2 separate regions of the Homo sapiens genome follow, and region 1 is linked to region 2. A link is an interaction called in ENCODE POLR2A ChIA-PET data of the cell type or tissue named here. Cell type or tissue: Caco-2. All regions are shown on one strand. Each heading gives the region's core, and the rest is flanking DNA. Links, peaks and the distances in the headings are about the cores only.

Region 1 (8,338 bases), core at 18-8,017, 260 kb after region 2:
TCCTCATTGGATTAGCAAAATGGCCCCCATGTTTTCCCTAAGGCCAACAGAGAGGTCACTAAGACAGGGTCATGTGAAATATAGCAGGAGCCTCCTGCTAATGGCTCAGGAACCAAAAGAGGCGTCAATGGACATGCTTTAAAACACAACCAACTTCACCCAATGTCCTTCCAGAACACAGGAAATAAATTATTTCTTTTCAGAGAAACACAGGGGAGAGGACTTAATTTCCAGTGCTGTCACAAGTATAGGCAGAACCCTGTCCAGAAGGTCCCTAGCATGTATTTCTTTCTCTAGACAGCATAGCCTCAGTGCCTGAGTTTGATATTAGCTAATCACCCTGCGCTCATTACTTAGCCTCCTCAAATCTCCATTCCTTCATCTGTAAAATAAGGGTGAATATAGAACTCACCACAAAGGGCTGAGTAAGGATTGAGATTACTGAGCACAGTGCTTGGCACACAGTAAGAATTCGGGGGAATGTTTTTGCTATAATAGATGGTAAAGTTGTGCAATGAATATTATCACTACTAGATTCAAGTCACCATCAGAAATCTTTCTCTTTGCATTGTTTTTTGGTGTGTGTGTTTGTGTGTGTGTGTGTTTATGTCTTATGAGTAAAGTGCCAACATCTTAACAAGGTGTCTCATCTGTGCAAAAACCCAATCACTATGCTTATGAACTATAAAAGGGCTTCTCTTTGCCTTGTAACTTATGACTGCAGGTTTTTCTCAGCCCTCTCCATCACTACTTGCACCTCCACCACCCCTTTTCTGCCTGCAGCCCTGCTCTTAGAAGCAGGAGATAAGTCTCATTATTTTATTTTATTTTTTTTTGTTTTGAGACAGTCTCGCTCTGTCACCAGGCTGGAGTGCAGCGGCGCGATCTCACCTCACTGCAACTTCCGCCTACTGGGTTCAAGTGATTCTCCTGCCTCAGCCTCCAGAGTAGCTGGGACGACAGGCGCGCACCACGCCAGCTAATTTTTGTATTTTTAGTAGAGACGGGGTTTCGCCATGTTGGCCAGGATGGTCTCAATCTCTTGACCTCGAGATCCACTGGCCCCGGCCTCCCAAAGTGCTAGGATTACAAGCGTGAGCCACCACACCCAGCCTATTTTATTTTATTTTATTTTAGAGACAGGGTCTCTCTCTGTCACCCAGGCTGGAGTGCAGTGGTGCAAACTCAGCTCATTGCAGCCTCCACCTCCTGGGCTCAAGGGATCCTCCCACCTAAGCCTCCTGAGTAACTGGGACTACAGGCACACACTGCCATGTCTGGCTGATTTTTTTATTTTTTATTTTTTGTAAAGACAGGGTCTTGCTATGTTGACCAAGGTGGTCTCGAACTCCTGGCCTCAAGCCGTCCTCCCATCTCGGCCTCCCAAATTGCTGAGATTACAGGTGAGAGCCACCGCACCTGGCCTCATTATTCTCATCACACACCTGATGTCTAGTATAGTATAGTGCCTGGTACGTAGCAGTACATCAATAATGCTGTGGGATGAGTTAATAATAAATTCCAAGTGTATCCCCCAAAAGGTACTTATTATAGCAGAGAAATGTTGCTTCTAGGAGCAGAAAATGTCCTCTATGAGGAGCCAAGGAAAGGTTGGGGAGTCTGAAGAGAGAAGGACCTGAGGCTTGCACCATATTCTGGATGAGGAGCATGGAGATCACTCTCAAATGAAGTTTGGCCAGATAGTGAGCAAAGCAACAGAGCAGCCAGACTGCTCAGCAGGAAGAAAAGATAACAGCTCTGTGGGGTTTTTTTTGTTTTTGTTTTTCCCCTTGCAGGGTAACTCCCTTCATAGGCAACAGACCAGAGAGAGCAGTTGAAGATGAATGTGTCTCTCTTGGCAAATGCTGAGGAGCGTGCACTTCTATCTCATCATTAATCAGGAGGTAGAAGAGAGAGGGTTCTGGTGACCAGTGATGATTTGGGAACACCAAAAAAGACAAACAAACTCCAAACATAATCCAGTGAAAACCCAACAAATTACATGACATTTCAAACCCAGCAGGAGACAAAACGCAGACCCCAAAGAGGAAGTGATGTATTCACCCTAGCCAAACAAAGAGGTCGACACTTTGAAGAGGAAAAAGAAAATCAAGTACAAAGGGACAGCCTAAATTCCTTAAAAGAGCATGGAGGTTGTGACTGAGATCCCATTCCTGGCCTCTGAATCCTGTCTCCCACAACCAGTCAAGCCTGTGGTGATCCATGGACTACCATGTTCTGGAATGAACCAAGAGAAATTAAAGCCTCCTCTCCTCGGAGACAAAACTTCATGCAAACGACATCACTTGAAGTCACCATGGAAAAGAATAGATGGAGTGGGGAGGGGGCAGCATGGAATGAATAGTGGGAAAGGTGACCAAAAGACCTTGAACGATATTCATTCAAAGATAGGCCTCAAGTTGACAATAAAGATGGAATCTTCCATGTAATGCTGCTTTGCAGTAATCAGATCTCTAATCCCAGTTATCGCAAAGAAATGCAAACATGAATGAGGTATTGCCAATGTCTCTAGGGGAATTGCATTTTCATCCTTCATTTAACTGAGAAACTGAGGTGCAAAGAAATGAAGGAAATCGCTTAAAGGATGACAGTGTGAGTCAGCAGCCCGACCAGGAAGCCGGGGCTGCGACTCCTCACTTCCTGGTTTTCTCTACAAATATGAAGAGTACATTCCCTTCCTCTCAGAATCGGTTTGTGGCAGCAGTTCTCTAGCTTAGAAAGGCAGCTTTCCAGGAGAGAAGGCACGGGCATTCGGCTCCTGCTGGGGAGGGGCGAGGTAACCCGACATCAGGTCCACAGGTCCACAGAAACTGAAATTTCTTCCAAGATGAGGCTTTCCCCTTCCTTCGCCTGGAAAACCAATTTGCGCTGATGCCCTGACTCCCTCTCCTTAGAGTGTCCTCCCTGCTCACCATTCTAAGGCAGCGGCTGCACAAATTAGCAGTGCTCTTTGTCCCTAGAGCTCCAGAATCCGATTGTGTTCCAGTGTGTGCCGCAGGCCTCGATGTGTGCTGTGCATTGTAAAACACTGGCACGTGCTTCTGCAAAGAATTTTGTTCTTCTTAACAGCCACCAGAAAGTTTGTTTGGCCATCCATCCCACTGAAGCAAAAAAGGAGAAGAAAGAGAAGAAAAGGCTGTGAACCGCTTATTAGAAGCTTCCAAAGCTGAGTGGAAGTTTAACCAATTTCAAGGAAAGCACACACACACTAAACCCCCCACTGTTTGAGGACTTTCCACGTTTGCATGCACTGGAGCTGGACTCTGGAGCAAAGGGCAGCAGTGATTATTCTAGAGGTTATGTCATAGATGGTGTAACATTATCTTCTGCCCACTGGGATCTTATCAGCCATGTGTGCCTGGTCTATTTTGAGACCCATCTGAGCCTGCTACCTGGGACATGGGTAGTGTTAACAAATCAACATATGGCTGACAAGAGTTTAACCTGCCTCGTCTGGTGAAGAACAGTCAGAGCAAACTGTCTGTCAGCAGCAGCAGCTGAACTTGTGATATGAAATATTGCTTTCTTGCCTAAAAGCAGGACAGAGAAAGAAAAAGAAAAAAGAAGCAAAAGAAATATTGCTTTGTCTTCCAAATAAAATTTAGAGGCTCAGTGTAAACTGCAACTGTGACCCCAATCAACCAAGTAGGTGAAACACACACACACACACACAGAGACACACACACATCTTTTTACTTAGATAGCTTTGTTATTCAGCAAGAAGACAAATTATTAAAAAGTTGCCGGGCACAGTGGCTCACCATGCTGTAATCCCAGCACTTTGGGAGGCTGAGGCGGGTGGATCTCCTGAGGTCAGGAGTTCGAGACGAGCCTGGCCAACATGGCCAAACCCTGTCTCTACTAAAAATATAAAAATTAACTGGGCGTGGTGGCAGGCGCCTGTAGTCCCAGCTACTCTGGAGGCTGAGGCAGGAGAATCGCTTGAACCCGGGAGGCAGAGGTTGCAACGAGATCCCGCCACCGCACTCCAGCCTGGCAACAGAGTGAGACTCCGTTTCAAAATAATAATACTAATAAAATAAAAAAATTAAAAGTTGAGCTCTTTCCACGAGTGAGGGCTGAGAGCTGGCATCCTAGGCAGGCAGGCCAGACCCAGGGTGTGCAATGGCCCTATTTGTTGCCTTGGTCTTACGTACGGAAGACCTCGGCTTCTCTCTTTGCCATTAGCAGGAGTCGAATTCTCAGGGCCTAACCTCACGTTCTATTTTCAGCTATTTCCACAAAGCGTGCAGCCTCTTAGTCTGCCGTCTTCCTGCTGTCCCTCACCCTCCAGGCCAGCAGCAGTGCCGGCCACCTGCCAGTAGCACCTGCTCCCTGCCCTGCTGCCTTGCTGTTTCCTTGGGTCCAGAAAGCCGTCCCTTCCTCCCAACTCTCAAATATAAGTGGCTTCCAGGCAGGCACGGTGGCTCACACCTGTAATCCCAGCACTTTGGGAGGCCAAAGCAGGAGGATCACTTGAGGCCAGGAGTTCAAGACCAGCCTGGGCAACATAACAAGACCCCATCTCTACTTTTTGAATAACTTTTTCTACTTTTTGATAAACTTTTTAAGTGGCTTCCTCTTATTTGTCTACCCAGCGAGTGGTGACGATTTATGTAGTGTAGGGGAGATCTCAGAAGCTGTCAGCCTGAAACACCTGGCCTTTGTCTTCCTGAAGAGAGGGGTTTATTTCTGGCAGACAATCCTACTGGATTTAAAGTTGGGGTGGTTAGAGAGGCTGCTTCTTCATCCATCTTGAAGTGGACATGATGAGGAAAAAATACACTGAGGAAAATGGCCAGTTAAAGACTTCATTATTGGCCGGGCGCAGTGGCTCATGCCTGTAATCCCAGCACTTTGGGAGGCCGAGGTGGGCAGATCACCTGAGCTCAGGAGTTCGAGATCACCCTGGCCAACATGGTGAAACCCCGTCTCTACTAAAAATACAAAAATTAGCCAGGCATGGTGGCAGGCACCTGTAATCCCAGCTACTCGGGAGGCTGAGTCCAGAGAATCACTTGTACCGGGAGGCAGAGGTTGCAGTGAGCCGAGACTGTGCTACTGCACTCCAACCTGGGTGACAGAGCGAGACTCTGTCTCAAGAATTAAAAATAAATAAAGACTTTAGCTGATGGTAATATGGCTCAGGGTCCTACAAAGCTCATAGAAAGTGAGAGGTGCCTTCTCGTCAAAGTACCTAAGAAAGGCTGGGTGGGAAGAGAAACCAAGAAGATTCTCCACTTTTTTAGCCACCATACGTGCCAAATAGTGGAATCTTCCAGGGTGCATGTGTTATTTGTGACTCAATAGCTATTGTGTGCAACAGCCTCTTCATTGACTTCTCCTCAGACAAGTCATAAAAAAAAAAAAAATCTCCCTTTCTTTCAGGAAAGTTAGAAATTCATTTGCCTCCAAAATAATTTTCTCTTCTTTCAGGTAGAGAGACCTAAATAAGTCTTTCAAAGTCTCCCTTTTTTTGATGACTATTTCTAGAAGTAAGAGCCAGAAAGGGCAGAATAATTAGGTTAAGTCACATCTAGCCCTGTGCCATCTGTGCATGGAGTGTGCGGATGATCTCGGTAGCGGTTAAGCCACTTACTAACCTCCTATCCACTGGGAAGTGATGAAGGAAGAAGTGACTAATGATGCTAAGGAGACAGCTGTCCTTATTTGGGCTCAGTTTACAGCAATTCTTGCCTTTGCAAAGATAACCAGGGGTTCAAAGCATGACATCTAAGAGTTGGTGAGGAAGCCCCATCTGTGCTAGTTAGGGCTTTGGAGTCACAGACTTGGGTTCTAATTCTAATTCTGTCACTCACTGGCTGCATGACCTTAAATTACTTAGCCTTGTTAAGCGTAGATTCCTCATCTGTAAAATATGGAAGAAGAAGCTTTGCCTCTTAGGGTTGTTGTGAAGATTAGCATAAAATGCCAGGTGCAGAATAAGGGCTTAGTAAGTGGCAAATTATTATTGGGGAATAAAATAAATGAAGAGGATTTTGTTAATAAACAAGATTCTTCCAACTAATCCCACCTTCAATTATGATTTGGGAGCTCAGTGTATCATCCTTCGCACTGGAACCCTGCTCAGCAATGATGCCATCTGCTTGTTTGCTTGCTGTAATAATCCAAGACTAAAGACCCTTAAAAAAAAAAAAAAAAAAAAAAAGATACCCTGCTGAAGGGAAAATTATACAGGGCAAGTAGAGATATTCAGAGTAAAAATATACTTAGTAATAAAACCTTCTGTGTCACTATGAACACCATTTGTGTTTCTGACAAGTACCACTCAATTTTGTTTTCATGACCATAAAAAATTCCAGCAGAGACGTAGATCTTCAGTATTTCAGGTCTGGTAGTGTGCATGGATTGTAAAACCTTTTCTTGGCTTTGGGCACCAAAGTAGGTTAGGTAATAAAGAAGTTGCAAAGAAGAGATGTTTGGAGTTTCCAGTTTTGATAGCCAAATGATAAAACAAATGTGATGAGAGCATAGAGTTATCCCCAACACCGTTATATCCCATAAAATCAATCAAAAAATTATGTTACATAAAATAAGGATAGAGAGAGAAAGAGAGAGAGAGAAAGAGAATGTCTGCTTTACTAAATTGATTTTCTCTCTCTTCAGAGTTGGTTCTCCTTTTTTGACCCCCACCACATATATAAGACAATAGCTTTACTTTAGTATTCATTAATTTAAAAGATACATAAAAATTAGCTGGGCATGGTGGCATGCACCTGTAATCCAAGCTACTCGGGAAGCTGAGGCAGGAGAATCACTCGAACCCGGGAGGCAGGGGTTGCAGTGAGCCAAGATCACACCACTGCAGTCCAGCCTGGGTAACAGAGGGAGGCTCTGTTTCAAAAAACTAAATACATAAATAAAAGATACATAACATAATAATAATGTAAAAATTTATGAATGTAAAAATGCTTTTAAATGAATTTGTGGTTTATTAATTAATGACAAAGACATACATTTGGACAGAGTGCCTTTATATGTCAGTACTATTATTCCATCTGCAGGAAGTGCTGGGTGCACATAAAGCACTGTTGACCCTTTGCAGTAACTCGGTGTCCCTGAGGGAGTATTTAGCCATCAACTGGGAACCACTGACTTCGAGCAGAAATATGATGTGAAAGCAGGAAGGGATGCTCAACACATCCTTAAAGTGTTTTTCTGTAATTTAAGCAAGGTGAAATAAAAATATTTTTCCCCTAAGCATCTGAGCCTGTGAAGTTAGTCTCATCTTGCAATTAGTTTCATTTCCATGTGCTTAGAAATCCAGCCCATGTTACAGTTTTTCAGCTCCCTACAAAACCAGAAGTTTTGCTAATCAAATATTTATTGAATGATAGTGATCTTGCTTATAACCTCAGTGGTGTCTATCCCTTAAATTAACCACATTCATTGTGTTGTCTTTGTGAGATTTTGATCGTTTCCAGATGCAGATACACCTTATATGAATAGAAAGAGAAAAAAATCCAAAGTCATTCAAAATAGAAGCAGAACCATAGCTACCACATGTGTTTTAAATATATTACCCATACAATTAAGAATACAGTATTATAAACCAGCTCTATAAATCTTGTAATAAAAACAGAAATGCACCAACTCTTCTTAGCCACAAAGAGGCCCTTAATGATACTATAGATTCCATGATGATGTGGCGTTGGGACTAACTTAATATTCCATAGGAAGAATGTCAGCTGGCTGAAATAAATAGAGCGTATCCCTTTCTGTGCATAACTAAAATGAAGGGAAAATATTTTTCTTTCATATAGACAAAAAAGAAGCTCTTTTTATTTTGGAAATTCTTAAAGATACATAAAAGTAGAGATAATAGTATAATGAATTCTCACATGCCTACCACCCAGTTTCAGCACATGGCATCTTATTTCATTTATATTTTTCATTTTCTAACCCGCCAAAAAAAAAAAGCTGCATTATTTTAATACCAGACATCACATCATTTTGGTGCAAATATTTCATGATGTATGTCTAAGACATGAGAACTCTTTGAAAAAAACAGTATGATCACAAATTCACTAATACTCAAACCAGTAACAATAATTCTTTAATAGTCTTTAATAGATAGTATTCAAATTTCCCCAAACATCCCATATTTGTTTACTTTTTAAAATCAATTGTATCTTCAACTTTTAAGGATAGTGGCTGTTTTTAAGGAACTCACATAGCTGAAATCCCCTTACAGTTCCTCTGAGAAATATGTCTTTAAATAAGCGCTTAGTCATGGGACATTTTATCACTGATTCAACAATCACTCTAGGCCTTTATTGAGATGGGCCCAAACACT
Region 2 (8,338 bases), core at 175-8,174:
GCCCGCTCAGCGTACCTGGACCTCTTTGTACAGGGCTCGTTTATCCAGCACACTCAACAATAGGCATTCATCCAGAACTCTCAGTTCCAAATCGTTGCTTCTTTCAAAGCAGTACTTGCTCCGCTCTTCAGAAACAAGTTTCTTTGAAAGATACAAGTGGACACTTTGCTGACCAGTTCAACCTATGCATTGTCTCAGGTAAACTGTTTTCTTTCAGATTTTAGGACATTATGTGTGTCTCCGTGAAGAATTTGGTGAATGCCTGCATCAAAAAGTATTTCCCATGGACTCATATATTTATTTTTTTATTATACTTTAAGTTCTGGGATACATGTGCAGAATGTGAAGATTTGTTATCGACTCATATATTTAAATCACTTCAGTTTATCTCAAAATACATGTCTTTTAAAAGACATCCCAATATTGAAAACTTTGTTCTCTGTTGCCCAGGCTGGAGTGCAGTGGCTCAGTCTCGGCTCACTGCAACCTCGGCCTCCCGGGTTCAAGCTATTCTCCTGCCTCAGCCTCCCAAGTAGCTGGGACTACAGGTGTGCACCACCATGCCCGGCTAATTTGTGTATTTTTAGTAGAGACAAGGTCTCACCATATTGGCTAGGCTGGTCTTGAACTCCTGACCTCGGATGATCTGCCTGCCTTGGCCTCCCAAAGTGTTGGGATTATAGGCGTGAGCTACCGTGCTCGGCCTGATTCTGTGGCATTCTGATTAGACTTATGACAGTCAAGAGCCCTAGCCTCCAAAACAGAAATTAAAGTTTACTCCAACACACACAAGGGGCAAGCACAAACTCTCTGGCAAAGAGTTGACAATTAAGCAGGAGCAGTAAGTCTAGAAATTCTATAATACACAGCACAGCATGAGGCTGGCAGCAGGAACCTGGCAGGAGGCTGGGGGAGGGCAGGGCAGAACACTTCTCTGACTTGAAGAAGCAGAGGAGGTGTCTCCCGGAGGGACTCCCCCAGGAATGGAAAATTATTCCCCAAGGTGGGAACTGACTCCTGGGAAGTCCGCCAGTGCTGAGTCACCAGGTCTTTATGAAAGCCTGAAGGAAGGCTACTCTCCACAAGCTACAGTTTCACGACTCCCTAGAAAGGACTAGAGTTATTTCAGGGGGAGTGTTTTTCAAACCTTGTATTTTTAAAATATGTATTTCAAAACAATGAAATCTTAAATTCACTTTAGTTTTATTTTAATGGATGCATTATTTCTAAGAAGAGGGAGAAAAGAGAATCCTATGATCAAGCAAACAGTTGCAAAGGGTGCTCCAGCTCCTGACAGGCTGGGAATTTGGAATCACTGCCCCAGAGAAGCAAATGCTAGATAAATGCTGAATTGGCAAATTCTTCAGATGCTTTTTTATTTTTATTTTTTTAAATAAAGAACTATAGTGTCTCTTTTCAACAATTTTACCCTATGCCTGCCTCCCAGCCTCCTGGACTCCCCCACCCCATCTTTTGTGCCTTGTCTTGTGCTACTTCATCACCAACAAATTTCTCCTCAGCCTTCCAATTCCCTCCTGCAGAAGTGGACACAAATTTGCAGGAGACTAACTTTGCAGGGACAGAAAAGCCCAACTAAGCAAAACATTCTAAGCTTTCAAAAGGAGCTGGCCAGAAGCTCTTCATGTAGGAAATTTATTGCCAATTACACAATCTCACTATTGGTATCAGCAGTGGAGCACTTGAAGGGCAGGAAACCAATTCTGACTTTAAAAATAAAATCCAGAGGGGAAAAAATCAGCCTGATGCTTCTGATGCACATTAAAATTGTGTGATTTTTTTTCCTAATAGACATAATAATATTATTTCTAATAACGAAGGGGAATGGCATTATTCTCTCTTTTAGAGTGTTCAGATTTGGAATACCATTCTTTGTGTTAGGGATCGAAAATTCTGTTTGAAAGTTCTATTCCTGTCCTTTCAACCATATTCTCTTTTGCTCTTCTCTTTTGTCATTAAACAAACAAAACACCAAACCTGTGTCATCTCTTGCATCTTGAGGTCCGGAGTTCAAGACCAGCCTGGCCAACATGGTGAAACCCTGTCTCTACAAAAGTACAAAAATTAGCCAGGTTGGGAGTTCAAGATCAGCCTGACCAACATGGAGAAACCCTGTCTCTACTAAAAGTACAAAATTAGCCAGGCATGGTGGCACATGCCTGTAATCCCGGCTACTAGGGAGGGTGAGGCAGGAGAATCACTTGAACCTGGGAGGCAGAGGTTGCAGTGAGCTGAGATCACGACATTGCACTCCAGCCTGGGCAACAAGAGCGAAACTCCATCTCAAAAAAAGAAAGAAAGGAAGGAAGGAAGGAAGGAGAAAAAGAAAAAGCAATCCCACTTTGCAAACTGGTCAGTGAGAACTTCCAGGAGCAGACAACACTGCAACCTTGGTCAGTGTCAAGGCCCTGGGGTCAGGCTGCCGAGAGTCAGTCCTGACACTGAACTAGGCAAGTGGTTTAACCTCACTCTACCTCAGTTTTTTCATTGGCAAAATGGGGACAGTCAGTACACCTATCTCATGTCGGGTGAATTAAATTAAAGAATCCAGGTAAAGTGTTCGGCACCATGCCTGAGAGCCAATCCTAACTATTACAATGATGATGGGCATCGCTATCTCCTTGTGCCCCCCAAGCAATCCCAGCTCATCTCTGAGCAATTCCTCTGCTTCTCCTGAAGGGCTCTGGACAAAGGCAAAGGAACATCCTCCTCTGGGAGGGAAGCTTTGGCTGTCAAATAAATAAAATATAGAATAACAAATAATTAAATAACAATTTGAAAAAGAATGTTGACATTTACACTAAGGGTGACCTGGTCCAATTGTTACTGGAGTTTTTATGTTCCATGTGTTGTATTTTTTTATTTGCTCAGTTTATTTATTTATTTATAGAAATAAAGCATTTTAAGTTTTATTTGCAGGCTTAAAATGCCCTTTTTTTGGTCACAGAGGAAACAAGTTTGCTTCAAAATCTGATTCTTTATCTAAATAAACTCACCAAATGACTAGTTGGCATTACACAGAAGTGGCACAAAAGATAGTTGAATCTCAAGAAAATTGATGTCTCTCATTCAGTAGCAAAATCAACCATTTTGACCATTGGTAGAGAACCAAGCTAGTTGTGAATGCTCATCTCTTCACCAAGCATGAAGCCCTATCTGCCTCTGCATTTCCAGAAGGTCCCCAAGGTTTTCCACCTTGAAGGTGGGGCTCACCTGAGCCTAGGGGAACCTGCTTCTCATGTGTATGCCCTCCCAAGCCTACAGGGTATTTGGTGGTTGAGTTCTCTTCCTACAAAAACCAAAATGGTGAAGGGTCTGGGGTGTGGACCAGTTTAAAGGAAAGGCAGAGCAGAAGTGGGCTGACATGCTCATCGCATGAGCCTTCCACGGTCTATGGCATTCTTCTCATTCTTTTGTAGAATTGTCTATAGAATGAGTTTTACTTATACTGTGAGTCTAAGCATGCAATCTTGCCACTAATGCTTCACACAATTCCTACCACCCACCATGAGGTAAGAATCCCATACTCCTTCCTTAGGTTCCCAAGAACTAATAACTTAAAAAGGAAATGATTCACAAAGTCTTCATTTTACCCCATCTAGGCATGTGTGGATTGTTTTGCCTATTGCTTTTGATCTCTTTGTTAGTCTAATACTGACAAGCATTTATCTGTTCATTCACTTTGGAAATGAAGCTTGAATCTTACATGTCCTGGCTTTCTTAAGCAAGATAAAGTTAAGAAAATGCTTTAAACAAAGGAAAAGCTAACACGGTTATGGTAAAATAGAGACTAAGAAATTGACATGTTAGCACTCAGTGGTGAGATTTTACCTAACCAAATCCATCCCCTCTAAAATAGAGATAATAGTATCAGCCTGACTGGTATAGCTATTCTTGGGGGTGGGGGCGGGGGGGAAAGCAAAAGGTCCAAAACTACTTCCTAGATCAGTGGCTTCTATAATTTTATTTTATCATTTTATTTTATTTTACCAGTTTACATGGTAAAAAGTATATATATATATATATATACATCTTTACACCTTGACCGGGTGCACAGACACATAAGCTGAAACAAAAGTTTTATGAGTCAATACTTCCCTTAATTACAGGCAATACAGGATGGTATTTTCTAACTCTATTCTATTTCATTTTAAAATGTTGATGTGACTTAGTAAATAGTTGCAGCTCACAGTTTGAAAAACCATGCCCTAGAAAATTACCTCCTGTGCAGCTGTCTAATGAAGTCAAGCAGAGTGTTCTTGAGGCAAAGGCTAGCTTTCCCATTCTCACGCAGTCCCTGCTTGCACTGCTTCTGCACTGTTTCCCAAATGCCAGTGATAATATTATTTTGACACTTGTTATAAGGGTAGGGAAGACTTTATCCAAGATTACTGCAGGATGTGGTGGCTCACACCTATAATCCCAGCACTTTGGAGGGCCGAGGCAGGAGGATCACCTAGTAGGCCAGGAGTCTGAGACTAGCCTGGGCAACATAGGGAGACCCTCTCTCTGCCAAAAAAAAAATTGTTTTTTTAAAGGACTATTGCAATAGGGACAGTGCAATAAGGGAGAGAGATTGGGCTCAACTCCAAATACAACAAAGACTGCTGGGGCCAAGGAACAAGATGGGGATGATTGGATGAAAAATTACCAAGAGGACACATCAAGGGTACAGAGATTCTTGCAAAACTGACCTAACAGAATTCTTGCTAAAGGCAGGCCAAGGATATATACATCAAAAGTGAGGGATGTTAGAAATGAAAGTGTGAAAGTGCAGTGAGAAAAGAAAATGTGGTACATAAAGAACTTGATCAGATATTAAGGGTGATCATAAATCAAGGGTGAGGGATTCTTGCTAAACTGACTTAACAGGATTCTTGCCAAGACTGGGCAGTGCAGGCTCGGCAACGACTAAGACCAAGGCCGAAGCCTAGTCGATAAGAGAGCTCAGAGGAGCCTGACTAAGCCTTGGCCAAGGAGAGTCTTTGCCACCAGCTGTGGTAAACACAAAGATGGAAATGACTTTGTTTTTACTACGGGAGGAAAAAACTCTCAGATACTGAAGTTGTCTTGCAGAAAGCAGGATTACCTAATGGTTCAAAGCATGGCCTTTGGGACTTCTAACTAAACATAGCAGATTGACCTCCAGAGGCAGGAAAGGAATTAAAAGACATCAGAAGAAGAGATCTCAGCAGGTGTTTTTATTATTATTATTATTATTATTATTATTTTGGAAGATGGAAAGCAGATAAAGAAATGGTACAGATTTAGGAGTAAGTTGTGAGCTAGGGTGCCTGCAAGGGGAAGGGGGAGAAGAGGGTGTGAGAAGAGGCCAGTCCTCTTCCAGGACTCTGAGAGCATAAGCTAAGGCACCAGATGCCTTAAAAGACAGGTGCAAGGCTTGGGTGTGAAATAGGGGAGCAGAGTGAAAGTCAGAACATGGTCTAGTTCGATCTCCATGTGCCCTTTTCTCCCTTTGACCGCAGCAACTACCCTCCAGCCCATACATACTACTTCACTTCCACCCGACCCCAGCCTGGGACTGGCAATTACACTCTGGGAGAAATTAACCTGAAATTCTCTAGACTTGGGGTCATCACACACAGTGTAAAGTAGGGGTCAATAAAACTGAAGGGACGGGGGATAGGGGTAAGTTTGCACAGTGGAGACTGAGACACACAGGGATCCCCACTTCGTCACCTCCCCCTGCCCCCGCTCACAGCTAGCATTTTACCAACCAGGGTACAGATATAGACATTAGTTCCCTGGATAGACTAAATGGTCCTGGAAAAATAAAAATAAAAAAGGATTCCTTTAGATATTGAAATATGGGAGTCCCCACAAAAATGTCCCGCTCACCACTAACCCTACTTTGATACCCACCAGTTAAAAGCCCAACCTTGAAAACACAGAGCTTCCAAGTAGCTAAGGGTCTCTAGGCAGGCAAAGTAAGACTTCAAGATTTAGAAACCGAAACAGACACAACAAAAATAAGAACCCAGGAGAAACAGAGACAACGCAGGAAAGAGAAGAAAACTTCTAAAATAAAAATAAACCAGATTACTCTCCTTAGAAAGAGAGAGAAGATATTGAATATGTAAAACTAGAATAAAATGTTTTTAATGTAAAGCAGTCAGAAAACAAGAAATTGGATCATTAAAATTCTAATAAACAATTGAAAGATAAGTCAAAGAAATCTCCCAGAAAACAGAACCAGAGGAAAAAAAGAAATAAGAGAGATAAAAGAAGAGACTTAAAAGCTCAATCCACAAGTTTCAAATTGAATGGTAGGAATTCCCGAGGCAATATATAAATTGGAAGGAAGGAAATTCTATATAAAGAAAAGTTCCTATAACTAAGTTTCTATAACTAAAAGCTAAGATTCTCAAATTGAAAAACACCACTAAAATAATAAAATTTTTAAAATGTGCCCTTTTTTGGCACAACCAAAGTCCTGTGCCATAAATTTCAAAATACCAGGGTTAAAAAGAGAATTCTATAGGGAACACATAGCAAACCAAAAAAAGGGGATCAAATGGCTTCAGATTTCTCTCCAGCAACACTTATTACAGGAAAACAATGGAGCAATGTTTCACAATTTTGAGGAAAGATCATTTATAGTCTGAAATTTTAAGCTTGTCCAGTTACAATTCAAGTGAATAGTAGGACATATACATTTTTAGACATGTAGGCACTCAAGAAAAATTACCTTCCATGCACGCTTTCTTACAAAGCTGCTAGAAGATCTGCTCCAGCAAAACAAAGGAGTAAATCAAGAAATAAGAGGGTATGGAATCCAGGAAACAGGACATCTAGCACAGGAGAGGGAAAGGGAAATAGCTGATAATGCTGAAAGAAAGGTCCAGCAAGTAGCTGACTAAGAGGGGGCTCCAGGGAAGGGTCTCCAGGAAAAGTTTGCGAAAAATAAGACTACAATTTCAGCATTTTTAAATAGAGACCTTATGTTGATAAGATCTACACTGCAGGAAGCCAGAGATTGAGGCCTACTACACTTCAATTTTTTTTTTTTTTTTTTTTTGAGACAGAGTTTTGCTCTTGTTGCCCAGGCTGGAGTACAATGGGGCGATCTCGGCTCACCGCAAGCTCCGCCTCCCGGGTTCAAGCGATTCTCCTGTCTCAGCCTCCCAAGTAGCTGGGATTACAGGCATGTGCCACCACATCCAGCTAATTTTGTATTTTTAGTAGAGACAGGGTTTCTCCATGTTGGTCAGGCTGGTCTCAAACTCCAAACCTCAGGTGATCCGCCTGCCTCGGCCTCCCAAAGTGCTGGGATTACAGGCGTGAGCCACCACGCCCAGCCCATACTTCAAGTCTTTAACAAATAAAAGCGACTGACTTTCTTTTATGAACCAAAAGTTGATGTATCTCCTTGAGATAATCAAGGAGGGAAGAGATCCTGTGACACTCAGCAGGTAAGGGGAAGGCAGACCCTAGAACTAAAAGTCAGCACACTTCGAATGTGCTATTTAAAAGGGGAATGATGATACACTTTGAAAGAGGTCATAGTATTTGTCTAGTAGAATATGTAGCATCTATAAAGTGGTCACAATATTTGCCAAAGAGAGTAAAACCTTTAAGACCAATAAAGGATCCTTGAGAGCTAAACTTCCTGTTTTCATCACTTTGTTAATTTGTTAAGATTTTAATTTTAGAATCCATAACACTGAGTTCTATTTATTCTGGAGGCTGGTTTACTTCACACTTGCCCCCCACCCAAAGAAAAAGATACAGAGAATTTACAATGTTTGAAACAGGAAAACAACATGTACATGCATTTAACATGTCTGATGGTGTGTGTGGAAAGAATTAAAGACCTATGTATTGAAAACTAAGTCTTTTTTTAAAATGGGCAGTTAAACGCAGGAAAAACAAAAATTAGTTTAGAAAAGGAAATGCAATCACGACTGATAACTCTCTACTTGGCTATGTAGTCAGCAATATTTATATAGTTTAATAATGTAAATACTGTCCAACTAATGATGTCAACAAATATGATATAATTATATTGAGAGGATACTGGAAGGGGAGTGTATAGTTGTATGGGGATGGTGTGGGGGTAAGTTGTATCTAATTGTAATGAATAGACTATTCATAAAAGTGTGAAAAGGGTTTAGGAAAACAGAGTGCAGTACCTAGCACTGACAGTAGCAGGCAGTCATTGCCACCTCTAGGCATGAGAGCTCAAGGGCAAGGTAGGAGCAATTTCTAGAACCTAAGAGAGCGGCTATATGGAGAGCACTGCCTGCCAGAAGAGGAGGAAGGGGCTTATCTAGGAGAGTAAACACTCTGGCCCCTGCAT

Evidence for each region. ChIA-PET counts read pairs that join two places held together with the same protein. Peaks named below come from ENCODE experiments on the same cell type or tissue, not always from the same donor. Only the 100,000 strongest peaks of a DNase experiment are listed, where the experiment ranks them.
Region 1: POLR2A ChIA-PET joins it to region 2 with 10 read pairs; 2 of 35 experiments call an interaction of 5 or more read pairs at or near these places.

Annotation. Positions count from the first base shown.
Region 1 is chr6:7,039,853-7,048,190 of GRCh38, forward strand. No RefSeq gene overlaps it. Among named protein-coding and RNA genes, the nearest start is that of RREB1, 64 kb to the right of the region's middle. RefSeq lists an enhancer at 2,614-3,502. In Caco-2, for the core only: no CTCF peak of the experiment used is centred there; DNase peaks (open chromatin) are centred at 2,749, 2,809 and 3,359; H3K4me3 peaks cover 742 bases.
Region 2 is chr6:6,780,395-6,788,732 of GRCh38, forward strand. The region is part of intron 2 of LOC101928004 (a long non-coding RNA gene); the gene reads right to left. Among named protein-coding and RNA genes, the nearest start is that of LINC03055, 100 kb to the right of the region's middle. In Caco-2, for the core only: no CTCF peak of the experiment used is centred there; no DNase peak of the experiment used is centred there.